Regions from separate parts of the Homo sapiens genome. Here region 2 is linked to region 1. The links are chromatin contacts, found by Hi-C or POLR2A ChIA-PET in ENCODE. All regions are on one chromosome and are shown on one strand. The core of a region is the stretch at or near the end of the contact, and the rest is flanking DNA. Distances in the headings are between cores, read along the strand shown.

Region 1 (3,353 bases), core at 118-2,617:
AAAACTCGTCGTTCCACAATGGGTCTTCTGCCAGCCTCTTCTACTCAGAAGTGTGATAGGAGACCCCACAGACTGAAGATGGAACCACCTCTCTAGATGGCTGTGGTAGCCCCATCTGAGGAGGACTAGGGGTGGGGGACAATCTGAGCTGGCATCTTGAGCAACACATTGGAAGACACCAGGAAAGTTCAGCTTAGAAAAATGGTGAATGAGAAAAATCACCCTATCTCTGAGGGGCTGTTTGAGGCTGGAAAGCAGACCTATGGCCCCAGGAACCAGGGATGGATAGGATGGCAGGTCTCAGTTCAAGAAAGAATATTTATTTATTTATTTATTTATTTATTTATTTATTTATTTATTTATTTTAGAGACAGGGTCTTGCTCTGTTGCCCCGACTGGAGTGCAGTGGTGCAATCATGGCTCACTGTAACCTCTGCCTCCCGGGCTCAAGCAATCCTCCCAGCTCAGCCTCCTAAGCAGCTGGGACCACAGGCACAGGCAACTGTGCCTGGATAATTTTATATATATATATACACACACACATATATATATACACATATACACACACACACATAAATATATAAATATAAATATATATATATATAAAATTTGGTAGAGACGGGGTTTCACCATGTTGCCCAGGCTGGTCTTGAACTTGAACTCCTGGGCTCGAGAGATCTGCCCACCTCAGCCTCCCAAAGTGCTGGGCAAGGAGGAACTTTCTAACAGACAGACCACCTAAGACTGGGTGGGCTTCTCGGAAGATGGCAGTCACTTACAGGAGATACTGAAGAGGGGAAGGCAGGGTTTGGAAACAGACTGCCTCAAAGCCTCACAGATTGTGTGACTGCGCACAGGTAACTCTCTGAATCTCAGTTCCCTCATCTGTAAGATGGGCCTAAGAGTAACACTGCCCTGCGTAACACTGTTATGAGGATTCAGTATTGTGAAGTTGTCTGAGCCTGGGAATCCTCTGAGGTTCTTCTTGGACTGAAATCTTGGTGCTTACTCCAGATCAACAAACTACAGTTCTAGCGGAAGGGACATGGAATCTGCATTTTAAATGCTACAGGTTATTTTTAGGATTAGGTAACTTTGCAAAATCCCAAGATGGTCTAGGTGAAGCTGTCAACACAGCCTGGCACATGTGGGCCTTCAGCAAGTGGCAGGTAGATGTCATCCCACAGAACAATGCCCTTATCACCCTTATAACGCTAGGGTAGAAGCAGACAACTCCTAGGGTCCTTCTGACCCTGGTTTCCCTATCAACACAACCAAATGACAAAACAATGTTGGTAAACTTGAGCCAGGAAAGGAAGCACAATTCGCTAGGCTCCCTGGCAAAGGGCAGGAGCACAGCTTTGAAGGCACCCACCAGTGCCCTCGTGTGGCGCTGTGAGGCAATTCCATTTAATCATTAAAGAATACTGTTACCTTTAAGAATTTGACATACAGGGCCGGGCGTGGTGGCTCATGCCTGTAATCCCAGCACTTTGGCAAGCCGAGGTGGGCGGATCACGAGGTCAGGAGATCGAGACCATCCTGGCTAACACAGTGAAACCTCGTCTCTACTAAAAATACAAAAAATTAGCCGGGCGTGGTGGCGGGCAAATGTAGTCTCAGCTACTCAGGAGGCTGAGGCAGGAGAATGGCGTGAACCCGGGAGGCGGAGCTTGCAGTGAGCCGAGATCGCACCACTGCACTCCAGCCTGGGTGATAGAGCGAGACTCCGTCTCAAAAAAAAAAAAAAAAAAAAAAAAAGAATTTGACATGTAACTTAATGACAATAAGAAGTAAGTTGTTTTGTGCTTATTATGGTCAGGCACTGTCCTAGGTGCTTTACAAATGTTATTTTATGTTACCCCATTTCACAGGTGTGAAGATGAAGACATAGGAAGATGAAGGGGTTTGCCCAAGGTCAGAGTTGGCAGACCGGTGGCCAAACGTAAACTCAGGTCTCTTGAACCCCAAGGCCATGCACTATCATCTATTAGCTTCTTGGAGTTTTTCCCCCTTTATATTGGCTTCAAGGATCCCATGGGAGACACTGAAGATAAAAGCCACTGTGACCCTCGAAGTCCCTGGGAACAAGGGTGATATGCTTGGCAAATGGTGGAAGTCATACACCTTCTCACATGTTTCTCAGTTTGAAGGGACAAAGGGAAAAGAACCACACCTAACTTTTATACAGTGCTTCCTCCATGCCAGGCCCTGTGCTGAGCATTTTACAAGTATTGACTCAATTCTCCCAACAATCCTGTGGGGTAGGCATCGTTATTATCCCCATTATACAGATGAGGAAACTGAGGCACAGAGCTAAAGGAACTTGCTTAAGGTCACACAGCTGGTGAGTGGAGAGCTGGGATTTGAATCTGAGCAGTGTGGCTCCAGAGCCCCTGCTGTTAGCTGCTTTTGGTATGCTCCAAAATATTCAGACAATAAAGAGGGAGACAAGGCTAAATTTTTATTGGGTAATTAAACTTTCAAAAGACTACAAGCATCTGGACAAAACTGGAAAAAGCTTACAATTACAACAGTCACGCAAATCTACATAAACTAAGAAAAAAAAAAGATGCCTGGAGTAAAATAAATCAAACCAAAGGCGTTGGCATTTGTTAAGCTCCAGTGCCTGGCATGTGCTAAGTGTTATATAAGAGCTTGTTCATTAAATAACAAATTAAAATCAGGCTGGTTGGCGAGAAGGTAAAACAACAACCCCGCACGAGTGCACTGTGAGACCTAAAGGCCTTTTTTGGGTACTGTGTGCTTAGGTCTCTAAGGGGGTCAGGGCAGCTCTTTCTGGGGTGTTTTAAATCCTTTGTTCAGGCCAGGAGAAGTCTGATGACTCACTCACCTTGCTCTGCAAAACAAGAATTTGTTGAGCCCGACCCCTCCAGGTCCCTGGCGAAGATAGGAGCTGCTGAACGTTGATGTCTTCCCCAACCTCTCTGGCCAAAACCTGAAATAAGGCAGGGCCTTCAATGTGGCCAAAAGAGAGGGCTCCACCAGACCCTGATGCTGCTACGTATTTAGAAGCATATTCAGAAGCAGTCTTCACCTACACGATCTTCTTCCCATCTCAGAGCATAGCCCTCAAAGGTCAGTTTTCCATGTCCCAAGGGCAGCTCTCCCTGGGAAAGTAGTAAACCCATCATCCCTGGCATTTCTTGGCAATGCTTAGAGCAGCCAAGAAACTGCCAGCAATGCCCAGATAGGGCCCCTTGCTCTTGACATATTCTGGGATGACTGAACCACAAAGCTGACCAACTCCTGCTTCCTTAACCCACTCACCTGTCACCTAGTGCTGAGCTAATTCTGGCTATAGGAAGTACATCACCACAGGACCCTAGCCT
Region 2 (3,447 bases), core at 461-2,960, 87 kb after region 1:
CTTTTAGTCTTCATGCCAACTGAGAGGCAAATGAGACACAAAACAGAACATGGGAAAACTTGAAGGGGCTGTACCTTGACTGCAAAGGGCACCGGGGTACATGCGTAGAGGCAAGAAGAGTTTAGGGGCAGCAGGTCATCCTACATGACCCTATTCTCAAAAGAAAATCAGCCCCCATAATCCAGTTTCAGGTCTCATATTCCAAAACCTAAACTCTGAACTAACAAACATTGTGATTCTTTCATAGATGTCTAATATTTACTAAACAAATATTGGGACTTGTTTTCAATACCCTCTTTCAAATACCCCTTATAACAGGGTTCATATTTCTCTTCCTGAATGTTATGAGGCTTCCTCTTTCCTGCCTAACTGTCCCAAGGCCTCTCCTCCTCCAATGACCATGTGGCAATCATAGAGGGGGTCTTAGATAGTATTCCTGTATCAAAGGAAGTATGTCTAAGGAATTGGAGGATGCTGGTCGTTAGCCTCTGATTGATAAGCACTTCTTATTTATTTAATTTTTTTTTAAAATAGAGATGGGGGTTTCACCCTCTTGGTCAGGTTGGTCTTGAACTCCTGGCCTCAAGTTATCTCCCTGCCTCAGCCTCCCAAAGGGCTGGGATTACAGGCATGAGCCACCACGCCCAGCCTTTGATTGATAAACTCTTCTTTCCTCTTCCTTCATTCTGTAATGCAACCCCTAAAAGTGGCAAAATCTTGTTTTAAAATTTTGTCTGTCCCCTCCCCCAAATTTGGCATATTGAAAACAAGATATGGAGCAATAGTGACTCTGAGAGGAGAAGAGGTGTAGTGCAGGACACAAGAAGCTCCCCGCTGGTGAAATCCTGTAATGTGTTTCTTTCAAGTCCCCCTCCCTGCCTTTGTCTCCTGGTGATGAGGTGTAAGTTCTGCCTTTTTTCTTTTCTTTTTTTTTTTATTTTCAGAAAGTCTTTGTTGCTTCAGGCAAGCATCAGAAACTGAATCTGCTGGGGTGTTGGTTGGACTGTGTGGCCTCTCTTTATCCCTCTCTTCCCAGACCCCTCAAAATCAGGTGCATTCTATATCCCCTTAGGCTAGATAGACATTCTATGGATGCTCCGGTCTGCATGAGGAAGGGAACTCCAACCTCCCCCAAGTCAGTTAATTTTAAACATTTTGGTCTTTTTTCTGTATAATTTGGGATTGGTGTACCAGAAATGACTAAAAACCTGTGGTTTTCTGAGAGTGATCCTGGGACTATAATTTTCTGAAATTAAACTTCAGGCAAAAAAAATAAAAAAAAAGAGAAGAAAAGAAAAAGAAAAACAGAAACTCTCATCGTGGCCAGATGGAGCCAGAGATTTGTGAGAAGACGAGGCTTAAAGAGTAAAAGGCTATCAGTGTGCGAGATGGGTTGAAAAACAAAAAATAAAAGGTGAAATCCGAGACTGCCACGCTCACCTAGGAGAAGTTGCAAAACCTCCTTAGTGATGTTGGGAAAATTCTTTTCAGTGAAAAGTCTCTTATGGACCTGTTAAAAATATCCCAAGAGCAAAACAGCAGACCCCCCACCTTTAAAGGAGGTGTACCTTTTGTCACTTAATGCCTGCCTGTTTCAAATCCAACCTTCATTGCTTTGTGACGTTAAAACATTTCTTCTTTGCCAGCTGGCATGATGCTAAACTTTATCAGCAGGGGGCGCTGGAGGGCTAATTTCATTGGCCAATGGCAGTGGTTTCTTGCCCTCCAGCTTCAGTTGCCCAGGATGCTGCTTGCCAGTTTTGACCCATAGTTTCCTGCCTGCTAGCCCCAGCTGCTGAGTGTGGATGAGCTCCATCTAGGGCAACCCAGTTGAACATCTGTGCCATCCAGTAGCTGCAATCGCACCCTCTCAAAGGAGGTCTGCATCCTAGCTTTGGGGCAGGGCTCCCTTCTCTTCCAAATTAGTACTTTTGTAAGTAGTCTCCCTCTGCCTAGGATGTTCTTTAGAGTTCTCTTCAATTCTCTTGTAGTAGTTACTTCTCTTCAAATAGTCAATACATCTTTATATTAAACTTTCCCTGTTCAACTTACTGTGGTTACTGTCTCCTGACTCTCCTTTCATGGACCATGATGCCAAAAATGCAATTACTAGTAGGTGAAAGGTTTGATAGTTTCAAAATCAAGTGAACATAGGGAAATACATGGGCCTTAATATCACTAGAAATTTAAAGAGGCAGAACCAATTTATTCAGCCAGAAATTATGTCTATGAATTTTGTACTTAGAATTGGTATTAAATCATTGTATGGTTTAATGGTAGTGAAATGAAACACAAAACTTTGGAGACTGAGATTTTTGGAAAGATAGAGATGACCCTCCCCTTTCCTCTAGTGGCAACTGCACCAAGAACAGCCTAATACCAGAAAGCCTCCATCTCTTAAGATGTCATGACCCTTAATTGTTAGAAATTCATTGCCATCAGGCTAGGCGTGGTGGCTCATGCCTGTAATCCCAGCACTTTGGGAGGCTGAGGTGGGCAGATCACTTGAGTCCAGGAATTTGAGACCAGCTAGGCCAACACAGTGAGGACCTGTCTCTAATAAAAATACAAAAATTGGCTGGGTATAGTGGTGGGCACCTGTAATCCCAGCTACTCAGGAGGCTGAGGCATAAGAATCACTTGAACTGGGGAGGCAGAGGTTGCAGTGAGCTGAGATTGCGCCACTGCACTCCAGCCTGGGTGACTGGGCAACAGAGCAATACTCTGTCTCAAAAAAAGAATAAAAAAAAAAGAAAGAAAAAGAAAAAGAAAATGTAGTGCTATCAAATTAAGAAAATGCAAAAACCTGCACCAGTTCATCTATCAGATTAGGGCACTCCATCACCGCATACGGAACGCACAGCAATGAAATACTCTAGACCAGTGCTGTCCAATAAAAACAGGTGAGCCACCATATGATCCGTATGTGTCATTTTAATTTTTTTTTTGAGACAGAGTCTCACTGTCGACCAGGCTGGAGTGTAGTGGCATGATCATGGCTCACTGCAGCCTCAACTTCCTAGGCTCAAGCGATTCTCCCACCTTAGCCTCCTGAGTAGCTGGGACTACAGGCACATGCCACCACACCTGGCTAATTTTTCTATTTTTATTTTTTTGAGATAGGGTCTGACTCTGTTGCCCAGGCTGGAGTACAGTGGCACAATCTCAGCTCACTACAACCTCTGCCTCCTGGGCTTAAGTGATCCTCCCACCTCAGCCTCCCGAGTAGCTGGGACTACAGGCATGTGCCACCACACCCAGCTAATTTTTGTGTTTTTTGTAGAGATGAGGTTTCTCCACATTGCCTAGGCTAGTCTTGAACTCCTGGGCTCAAGCGATCTGCCCGCCTTGGCCTCCCAAAGTGCTGGGATTACAGGCATGAGCTACTGTGCTTGGGTTAATTTATAAATTTTTTTGTAGAGATGAGGGCTCACTAAGTTGCCCAGC

Evidence for each region. Hi-C counts contacts between places; a loop is a spot of excess contacts on that map. ChIA-PET counts read pairs that join two places held with the same protein, here RNA polymerase II (POLR2A). Pooled maps may share reads with other maps.
Region 2: a loop to region 1 is called in a map of PC-3, with 11 times the contacts of the local background. The contact joins two enhancer-like sites. A Hi-C loop is called at or near these places in 3 of 168 maps with a recorded cell type or tissue (MCF 10A, PC-3 and mammary epithelial cell), 2 of 37 single-sample maps with no recorded cell type and 7 of 50 pooled maps. POLR2A ChIA-PET finds 5 or more read pairs at or near these places in 5 of 52 experiments (HepG2, IMR-90, MCF 10A and 2 more).

Annotation. Positions count from the first base shown.
Region 1 is chr3:42,743,069-42,746,421 of GRCh38, forward strand. CCDC13 (coiled-coil domain containing 13) reads right to left here. Exons shown (of 16, transcript NM_144719.4): 7 at 2,855-2,959. CCDC13-AS1 (CCDC13 antisense RNA 1) reads left to right here. Exons shown (of 4, transcript NR_046732.1): 4 at 1,875-2,090. Among named protein-coding and RNA genes, the nearest start is that of CCDC13-AS1, 12 kb to the left of the region's middle. Within about 2 kb of position 1,368, at least 10 of the 41 ENCODE cell types and tissues checked have a DNase peak (open chromatin) inside an H3K27ac peak, as active enhancers do.
Region 2 is chr3:42,829,766-42,833,212 of GRCh38, forward strand. The region is part of intron 2 of ACKR2 (atypical chemokine receptor 2); the gene reads left to right. Among named protein-coding and RNA genes, the nearest start is that of ACKR2, 22 kb to the left of the region's middle. Within about 2 kb of position 1,711, at least 3 of the 41 ENCODE cell types and tissues checked have a DNase peak (open chromatin) inside an H3K27ac peak, as active enhancers do.